Regions from separate parts of the Homo sapiens genome. Here region 1 is linked to region 2. Evidence: chromatin contacts called from ENCODE Hi-C or POLR2A ChIA-PET data. All regions are on one chromosome and are shown on one strand. Each heading gives the region's core, a stretch centred on a gene start or an enhancer-like site at or near the end of the contact. The rest is flanking DNA. Distances are from core to core; before and after follow the strand shown. Region 1 holds the start of LINC02432 (long intergenic non-protein coding RNA 2432). Region 2 has its middle 21 kb from the start of RNF150.

The links. Hi-C counts contacts between places; a loop is a spot of excess contacts on that map. ChIA-PET counts read pairs that join two places held with the same protein, here RNA polymerase II (POLR2A). Pooled maps may share reads with other maps.
Region 1: a pooled map of heart left ventricle shows a loop between it and region 2 (2.7-fold over the local background). The contact joins the promoter of LINC02432 here to the enhancer-like site in region 2. A Hi-C loop is called at or near these places in 2 of 168 maps with a recorded cell type or tissue (HepG2 and PC-3) and 11 of 50 pooled maps. POLR2A ChIA-PET finds 5 or more read pairs at or near these places in 1 of 52 experiments (Panc1).

What each region holds. Positions count from the first base shown.
Region 1 is chr4:141,328,978-141,334,069 of GRCh38, forward strand. LINC02432 (long intergenic non-protein coding RNA 2432) reads right to left here and starts at 3,640. Exons shown (of 4, transcript NR_121625.1): 1 at 3,182-3,640. RefSeq lists an enhancer at 2,535-3,734.
Region 2 is chr4:141,151,855-141,157,181 of GRCh38, forward strand. It overlaps a transcript of RNF150 not described here. Among named protein-coding and RNA genes, the nearest start is that of RNF150, 21 kb to the left of the region's middle. Within about 2 kb of position 2,543, at least 2 of the 41 ENCODE cell types and tissues checked have a DNase peak (open chromatin) inside an H3K27ac peak, as active enhancers do.

The DNA of each region.
Region 1 (5,092 bases), core at 2,390-4,889, 180 kb after region 2:
ATTCTTCCAGGTTCTGAACAGCTACTAGTTTAGAAGCATGCTGAAAACTATGCTATAAATGAGCCTTTCCTATTTGATTGGCTTCACACAGTCTCCAAAGGCCGCTCTCCTTGCTATTCGTATATAAGAAGATAGACCTTTGGTTGTGTGGACAGCAGAAGTAAGCAAAAAGAACTCTTGCTCATTCTTGAGGTTCACAAGTTCTAATTATCACAAACAGAACATGAGCTGAGCCTGAGACAGCCTACAAAATCACTGTCTATTACTTCTTCAAATGTGGTGCAATATGAGGCCTCTGCTGAGGGAAATATAACCACACCCTGATTGTATTTTTATCTGCTCATCTCATCAAGCTTTGATTTAGCAACAGATGATTAGGCAACCGTTGTTGGAGGATATTGCAAGCTTATAAAACCCTGAGATTCTTGTTTAACGGAAGGGGATAAAAAAGACATCAGGAAGCATTACAAAAGTTTTCTTTAATGTTTATCTGGCCTGTAAAATAGTGAGTACAAGTAGGAGAATCAGTAAATAGTTATTTAATGACCGATGGCTCTGTGACTAGTATACTGTAGCAAGTCCATAGGAATGAATGCTCATGGAGAAAGGAGGTAAAAAGTGAAAGAGGGAAAATAATTTCAACAAAAGCAAGATCTGTGTTTTAGATGAATTAATATGAAAATTAATGTACATTTCCTTTAACAAAAACATTCATGTTCTTAAACGCTCAAGACTCCTAATTACTTTTATGAATATAAATGGCTAGACCTTTGTTACCCGATTGATTATTAGAATTGATTTCCCTGGATAGTCTGTTTCTTTTCTCATTGATTTAAATGCCCTTTGGAAGTTGAGCTCACAGATTAAAAAAAAAAAAATGTGTCCTTACCAGACGGAAAACAGTATTCTTGGATCCAGGGTCCTTAGCTCTTTGGATCATTTGGTCTCTTGAAACTCTTAAGGATGAAGGTAGGGACAATGCAGGAACATGGAAACTGAAAATTTTGGGTGTTGGGTTTGTCCAGTACTGCATCAACTTCATTTTACAGCTTTCTCTTTACCTTGTTTCATTTTCCCCCCCTCCATGGCTTTCCTAAAATTGTCAGTTTCCTGGAAGACCCAGACACCAGATCTGTATTGCCTAGCTCTTACTGAATGTTTCAAAGAAATGTTTGGCTACTAATCCACAGTATTATTAAACTGCAACCAAAAGCAAGCCTAGAGTCTCCTGGTTTAGGTTTTGAGACTACTGTGAATGTGTAAGCTCAAGACAGGTATGTCCCTGCTTGGAAGTAGACAGGAAAATCTTTGCACTGCTGAATTAAGCTACAAAATCAGCAGTAATTACACACCTGCTTGTTTTTCTCTTACCTCCTGAAATTTCAAAATGTATTGATATTTTAGTGAATATATTATAAAATAAAATACACTTAATGTATTTTACATTGTCTAAAATCTTACAAGGAATGGCTGAGACATGAGTGACAGAATTGTGCTGATGCTGTAGGACTGACACTGGAAGGACAAAAAGAACTAGCATTTGTCTAGCACTTCTCTATTCCAGGCTCCGTGCTAGATGCTTTAAATATAGTATTGGGTTTTACATTTAGAACAACTCTTTTAAGTGTTAACATTATTATGAGGTTGAACCTCATGAAATTGCCATTTTTGTAGGTCGAAAATGTTGCATATTGGAAATTTCAAATGGTTCAACCTAATTTCTTTTTTATGGGGAAAGAGAGAGAGAGAGATATATTAAGTAATTTCACCAAATCACAGTTTCAAACCCAGGTTTTATGACTCTCAAATCCTTTGTACTGGGCTACCTTCCAAAGAGGCTGTTGTTACTTCCCTGTTGATGCTGGAGAAGTCATTCAGTATGTCTGCACTATGATTTTCATACCCCCAAGTGATCTATTAATACCCACCCACCTACTTGATAGGGTTGTAATTAGGATCACAGGAACTTCTATGTAAAGCTGTTTTGGGGAATGTGTCTTAGAAATGTAGTATACTTCTGTTTTTCAGTCCAGGAATGTGCCCAGAATATATAACATCAACTAAAATGGAAAACATCTAGCTTTTCTGGATATAAAATACGTCTTTATAGTTTCTTCCCTAACATCTCTTAAATTTCTTATAATTGGGAAAAATTATGTTTTACTGTAGAGAATGTCTCAGCTTAGGAATATGTTGCTTTTAGCATCTGAAAAGATTAAGACAGTATAAACACTACTCAGTGGATTTTTAGGGGGTGGTTAAGTGTGTTTGTTCAAAGAAAAGAGAAAGCCTTTATTGGAATCTTCAGGAAATTTAAATACTAAATTTATGAAATCCACAACACTTAGTATAGTTTTTCTTACATATAATAAATACTCAACAAATAGTAAATAGAAAGCAAAGGAGCGAGAATGAGAAATTTAAAAAACACTCATACTATAAACTCTAAAAATAAATCCTAATAATGCCTTTTTAGTTCTGATTTTCTGAAGATTATCCTACTAATAGAAGAGTATAATGATATTTAGAAACTATTAAAATGAATAAAGAAATTTGTTTTATTTGAGTGTGTGTAATAGGGTCTGAGCATATATTTCTTTTTTCTCTCTTAAGTGTGCCTAGAGCACATATGCACCGAGAACTCTACTAGATGCTAATGAAACAATGGTGACAAAACAGGCTGTCCCCGATCCAGCTCACAGCGTACTCTGGTACTCTCTGCCTGGTGAGTTGATTTCATGAAAATTTCTTTTGAGTGGTTTCTTTGAGCAGAGCTTAAAGAGGATGAAAGGAGGACAGTTGTCATGAGTAATAGGTGAGGAACATTTACAGGAACAGAAAATTGTCTGAAGACTTTAGGGACATGTCAACACTTAGCTGAGAAAATCATGATGCTTGCATGCCTAACTCCTTCTACCTGGAAATCGGATGTGAGCATGTTAGAGATTTCAGGAAGAGTATGGTGTTTAGGAACAGAGGCACTTGCCACACAGCAAACGTCAGCCAGCAGGAATAAGCACATAGTAGCTTCAGGTGTGATCACCAGCCATAGATTCTCTGTTCCCCACCCCACTAATACTGGGACTTTTTACACACCTATATTTGCCCATATTTTCAGCAGAATATCCTGTAGTATACGTAATAACTGGTAAGTTTAGCACAGGTGGTAAGTGATATTTACCTGTTAATCACCGAAATTTTTTAAGGAGGCTTCTCCTGGCATGAAAGAGTTGGTATTGTGTCCCGAATTGGTTGGTTCTTGGTCTCACTGACTTCAAAAATGAAGCCGCGGACCCTCGCGGTGAGTGTTAACAGCTCTTAAGGTGGCACGTCTGGAGTTTGTTCCTTCTGATGTTCGGATGTGTTCAGAGTTTCTTCCTTCTGGTGGGTTCGTGGCCTCGCTGGCTCAGGAGTGAAGCTGCAGACCTTCTCGGTGAGTGTTACAGCTCTTAAGGCAGCGCGTCTGGAGTTGTTCGTTCCTCCCTGGGGCTCGTGGTCTTGCTGGCTTCAGGAGTCAAGTTGCAAACCTTCAGGGTGAGTGTTACAGCTCATAAAAGCAGTGTGGACCCGAAGAGTAAGCAGTAGAAAGAGCGAAACAACAGAGCCTCCACAGCATGGAAGGACACCGGAGCGGGTTGCCACTGCTGTCTCAGGCAGCCTGCTTTTATTTTCTTATCTGGCCCCCACCCACATCCTGCTGATTGGTAGAGCCTAGTGGTCTGTTTTGACAGGGCGCTGATTGGTGCGTTTATAATCCCTGAGCTAGACACAAAGGTTCTCCACGTCCCCACCAGAGTAGCTAGATACAGAGTGTCCATTGGTGCATTCACAAACCCTGAGCTAGACACAGGGTGCTGATTGATGTGTTTACAAACCTTGAGCTAGATACTGAGTGCCGATTGGTGTATTTACAATCCCCGGGCTAGACATAAAGGTTCTCCACGTCCCCACCAGACTCAGGAGCCCAGTTGGCTTCACCCAGTGGATCCCGCAGCGGGGCTGCAGATGGAGCTGCCTGCCAGTCCCGCGCCGTGCGCCCGCACTCCTCAGCCCTTGGGTGGTTGATGGGACTGGGCGCCGTGGAGCAGGGGATGGCGCTCCTCGAGGAGGCTCGGGCCGCACAGGAGCCCACTGAGGGAGTGGGAGGCTCAGGCATGGCGGGCTGCAGGTCCCGAGCCCTGCCCCACGGGAAGGCAGCTGAGGCCCGGCGAGAAATCGAGCGCAGCGCCGGTGGGCTGGCACTGCTGGGGGACCCAGTACACCCTCCACAGCCGCTGGCCCGGGTGCTAAGCCCCTCATTGCCCGGGTCCGGCAGGGCCGGCCGGCTGCTCCGAGTGCAGGGCCGGCCGGCTGCTCCGAGTGCAGGGCCGGCCGGCTGCTCCGAGTGCAGGGCCGGCCGGCTGCTCCGAGTGCAGGGCCGGCCGGCTGCTCCGAGTGCAGGGCCGGCCGGCTGCTCCGAGTGCAGGGCCGGCCGGCTGCTCCGAGTGCAGGGCCGGCCGGCTGCTCCGAGTGCAGGGCCCGCCAAGCCCACGCCCACCCGGAACTCCAGCTGGCCCGCAAGCGCCGGGCGCAGCCCCGGTTCCCGCTCGCGCCTCTCCCTCCACACCTCCCTGCAAGCTGAGGGAGCCGGCTCTGGCCTTGGCCAGCTCAGAAAGGGGCTCCCACAGTGCAGCGGTGGGCTGAAGGGGGCTCCTCAAGTGCCGCCAAAGTGGGAGCCCAGACAGAGGAGGCGCCCAGAGCGAGCGAGGGCTGTGAGGACTGCCTGCACGCTGTCACCTCTCAGTATCTTTATAAAAGGTGAGCAATTTTCTGCTCAGTGTATGAACTTCTACTCATTAAGACAACAGCACAGTTGAATACTATATTAATAACGATGAATACAGAAGTGATTATTAGCAAGTTCTATATATCTAATTAGAAGGCTTTGGGCTATAACAAACTCTGGGAATACAAGCTCGAGTACATTACCCAATATTTGAGAGATGTCTCAGAACACATGAATGTGAGGATCTTGTGAAATTGACTGGACATTACATTATGTTGTGCAGTTAGAACCAGATAATCTATCAAGGTGAAAACCAGTGTCTGGGAC
Region 2 (5,327 bases), core at 1,293-3,792:
ATTTCTTTAGTAAACCAGCTTCAAATTTCATTAAGATGGAAAAGCTGTTCTAATTGATTTACCAGATAGCTATGGTTGGAAAATATTTAATTTTTGGAAAAATTCATGATGTAGGTCTGCCATGTGTTCTTTTACAAAACTTTCATTGACAGCCAAAAAAAAAAATGTGGAGTTCAGTAACAGCGATAAAATTGTCATTTGATCAATTTTAACAATGGCTTTTATGTAATCTGTTAATCCCTCTCAAGCAATCTGGGAAATTGTGCTGTGAATCATTAGAAATATATGAACGATTGAGCTGTGAAATTTTATTACAGAATTATATTATGCCACAAGGATTCATCAACGGGTGAGATATTGCCACAAAGCAATTCACTTAAAAATTCAGCCATGTTGCTTTTGTCCCTGAAGGGTGGATTGAACACCCACACTGGAATTTTGTCCAGTCACATAAAAAGAAAATGTAAGCATTCCTTTTCAAAATTACTAACTTTTGAGATGAATTGAGCAAAATAACTAGTGTTAGGAGGGAATATTCCATCCTTTTGATAAAACGAATATGAACTATCTGAATATTATTTTGACCTATGACATGACTTTGTTACTTTAATGTAACACATTGCAAAACATAAAGTGCCATCCATGTATTTATTTTATTATTTTATTATTTATTTGCATGAAAAAAGGTAAAATTTATTCACAGAAAGCATTCTGTCAATTGTAGTGGATAATGACTCTCACTATGAATTACGTAATGAGATCTTCTCAACCCTTATATTTACTTTATCACCATTATAAGGGCTCACTCCTAATTTTATCCTGCCCCAGAAGATGTTTGGGGTGTACTAACCACTTCTGGGGGATAAAAGCTGGGGTGTGCAATCTATTTTTTTGTTAGATAAACTTCACTTTACACACATATGTAACATCATATAATGGGAAGAATACTAAATTAGCCTTTGAAAGCAATTATAGGCAGTGTTTTTATAAATTTTACTTTAATTTCTGGGATACATGTGCAGAATATGCAGGTTTTTTACATATGTAAATGTGTGTCATGGTGGTTTGCTGCACCTATCAACCCATTACCTAGGTATTAAGCCCCACATGCATTAGCTATTTGTCCTGATGCTGGCAGTGTTTTTGAGTTACCAGAAGGGTATTCCCAGGAATCATTCGCAACATCTTAATTATGCACTTTGCTTGCAATACACATAATTTTTTTCTTCTCCTGTCTCAGACTGAGAAAAATTTTTAATTCTTTCAAGTGCTGGGAGTATATTGTCATTAAAGATGTCAGAGCACTTTCTAGAGAAGTTGTTGGGGAGGGAGGGTTAATACAGTGTTGTGGACTGAGTTGTGTTCCCCAAAAATTCATTTATTGATTCGTTTATTGAAGTCCTAACTCCCAGTACCACAGATGGTGACTGTGTTTGGAGAAAGGGTTTTTAAAGAGGTAATGAAGTTAAAATGAGGTCATTAAGGTGGGTCTTAATCCAGTTTCGCTGATGTCCCTAAAGAAAGAGTAAGTCTGGACACAGATGGGTAAGAGGAAGACCATGTCAAGACACAGGGAAAGATGGCCATCTACAAGCCAAGGGGAGGGGCCTCAGAAGAAACCAACCCTGCTGACACCTTGATCTTGAACTTCAAGCTCTTAGAATTGTGAGAAAATAAATTTCTGTTGTCTAAAGACACCCAGTCTGTGGTAATTTGTTATGGCAGCCCTGTGTACTAACCCACACAGTAAAGAAATAATGGTAAAACATCTTCAGATGAGCATTCACCTATCCAAAGAGAAAGAGGATAGTGAGTGGGTAGATGATATAGTAGGTTTCAAATGGTCCAGAAGGATATAAAGTTTCCATTACATATTTTTCTATTTGTTTCCCAACTAGATTGTGGGACCACAGAGAGTAGAAATGATGTCTAACCTGTCTTTGAAACTTTTTCTCATAGGTGTTCATGTATGCCTACAGGATTGATCCATAGTGAATAGAGGAGGTATGCAGCAGTGAGCATACACCACAGTGTAATGTATGGCTAAGAGAGCAGGCTCTCGAGTTAGTTTGCTGAGATTGAATCCCAGATATGCCACTTATTAGTTGTCTGCTTTGGGACAAATTTCTCCATCTCTCTGTGCCTCAGTTTTTTCATGTGTAAAACAGATAATCATTATACTTATCTCATCAGTTTGCTGTGAGTACTAAATGAGTCCATATATGTATAAGCACTTAGAATAGTTCCAGGTACATAAATGGCACTCAGTAAGACTTTGCTATTAGACACATCATTTTAAGACTGCCCACAGAGTAAACAACAGGAGGAGCTCTGCTGTAATAGTTGACATAAAGCAGAAAGACTCTGTGTCCAGTTGATAGTACTATCAGTTCCTTGGCCAATTTCCAACTTACGTTCTTCCCACGTAAGTAGCCAGATCCTCCCCACTCTGGTGAAAGGAATTGGCTCTTATAAAACTAATGAGGAACATCACAGGCCTGCATAATGAAAGAGGTCATTCTGTCCTTCCTTAGCGTGCCTGTGTGGCACAATGCTATTAAGTTAGAGGGGCTGTTAGGCAAGCACTTCTCACAATTTGTTGGGTAATGACTCTATTTGGATCAGTGGGCTAAATGCTGGGGGGCTGGGGAAGAGTTGAGAAGAGTCAGAGAACACACACACTCGAGAACAAGTGGAGGCCAATTTCTCTGCCTTGGCTGAACACCTTGCAATTCTGGTGTGTTTCTAGAGAGATAGAATATGCCCCTGTGCAACACATCTGAAAACTTAAGCAGCTATACTTAAAATGCAGACCACATATTTGAGTGCAAAAAGAACATAAATTAACAGCTGAATTTAACTTAAAGAAATCGTATCATGAGAAGGTAAGCTCTCAGGAAGGTTTGAAGGATGAAAGAACACAAATTGGTAGAGATGAGGAAAAGAGAGAAACCATTATTCAACAACAACCTATGTTTCAGATGCAGTGTCTCATTTAGTTTTATCAGTAACCCTAAAGATGGGTAGAGGTAATTACCTTCATGCCTGACTCATAATGATAGGAGACAGGCATTTTAGAAATATGCCTATTCACTAAAATAAATGCTTGGTGATGTCATCCTTCGTCAGAGTCAGATATTTTACCATTAGCTCCTTCTTCATAAACAATCCTCTTTTGTCCGTCAACTTAAAATTGTGAGATCTATACATTTGGAGAGGAGAGCTTTATGTTTTATTTTATTTTATTTTGAGACAGAGTCATGCCCTGTCACCCAGACTGGAGTGCAGTGGCGCGATCTTGGCTCACTGCAACCTCTGCCTTCTGGGTTCAAACAATTCTCCTGCCTCAGCCTCCTGAGTAACTGGAACTACAGGCATGCACCACCACACCCGGCTGATTTTTTTTTTTTTTTTTTGTATTTTTAGTAGAGGCAGGTTTCACTATGTTGGCCAGGCTGGCCTTGAACTCCTGACCTCAGATGATCCACCCGCCTCGGCCTCCCAAAATGCTGGGATTACAGGCGTGAGCCACTACGACCGGCCGAGAGCTTTATTCCTTAAAAAGAGTTGCAGCCTGCAAGCCGGCCATCCTACAGGCCGAGAAGCATAGATTCTGGCAGAAACTGAAAGTGGGCACTTTGAAGGAGGAAGGGTGAGACAGGAATTTATGCTGAATGGGTTGGATAAGTATACATATTAAACAGGGTATAGCAGGACTAGGAATAATCACAAAATTGGGTATGCAAGTATGAGTAGTAAGCAAACATGAATGTTATATACATCCCATTTTCACTTTGGGGTGGAGACAACATTTAAATGCATCAAAATTTGGCTGTATATGTCAAAAGGTGAAATGGAGGACACAAAGACATGCAGTGCCCAGTCCTGTAAACAGCCAGAACGAGTCCATGGTGCGTGGTCTCTCACCAGCCAGGAATGCTGGTCAATTGTTGTGCCGAAACCACAAAAACGAAGGGGAGTCTGGTTGCAGTATCAGGCAGTTGTTTGAAATCAGTAGCAGAGCAAGTCTTTCAAAAGGACAGGTTTCTGTTTAACTCTTAGGAAAGAAAAGTCTGGTGGTTAGTGAGGGAGGAGGAAAAAGTAGGTGAGCCTGACCTTCCATCCCATCATGGCTGGAAGGAGGAGGAAAAAGGAGGCAACATGGACCTTCCATCCCATCATGGCTGGAAGGAGGAGGAAAAAGGAGGCAACATGGACCTTCCATCCCATCATGGCTGGAAGGAGGAGGAAAAAGGAGGCAACATGGACCTTCCATCCCATCATGGCTGGAAACCCTGTTTCTAAGCTTTCTCTGAGGTCCCCTTGGCCAAGAGAGTGTCCATTTAGTCAGTTGGGGAGCTGAACATTTTATTTTTATTTCTCATGTCTAAATTCTATTGTTGCATGCATATGAAGATTATAGTATATTTATTTATTTATTTCTGAGACAGGGTCTTACTCTGTCATCCAGGTTGAAGTGCAGTGGTGCAATCATAGCTCACTGCAGCCTTGATCTCCTGTGCTCAAGCCATCCTCCTGCCTCATCCTCCTGAGTAGGAGGGACTACAGGCATGTGCCACAACACCTGACTGATTTTTTGACATTATTTTAGAGACGAGGTCTTTCTATGTGTCCAGGCTGGTCTTGAATGACCGAGCTTAGGTGATCTTCCTATCTCAGCCTCCCAAGTAGCTGGGACTACAGGCATGAGTCACTGCTCCTGGCTGATATTATATTTAATTAAAAATATTTGTGCAGGCCAGGCACAGTGGCTCACACCTGTAATCCCAGCACTTTGGGAGGCTGAGGTGGGCAGATCGCCTGAGATCAGGAGTTTGAGACCAGCCTGACCAATATGGCAAAACCCTGTCTCTACTACTAAAAAAAAAAAAAAAAAAAAAAATTAACCAGGTGTGTTGGCACATACCTGTAATCTCAGCTACTCAGGAGGCTGAGGCATAAGAATTGCTTGAACCTGGGACGTAGAGCTTGCAGTGAGCCAAGATTGCACCACAGCACTCCAGTCTGGGCAGTAGAGTGAGATTATCTCAAAAAAAAATTGATCATATGCTATAGATGATTAAAATAATCAATTAAGGTCCAGGCATTTCCAAGCCTAGAGAGCAGCAACACCTTGTGGTGAATATGTAAGGATGCTTTCAGCTGCAAGTATCAGAATTCACAACTAAAAGTTGTCCACTAAGTAGACATTTCTGAGATTGGGTGAGTCCATAGTGTAACACTGTCATCAGAAACTCAGATGCTTTCTGCTCTTTGCTCTTCTACCTTCAGGTTTTCATCAGTGTTTCCTCTCATGGTCATAGATA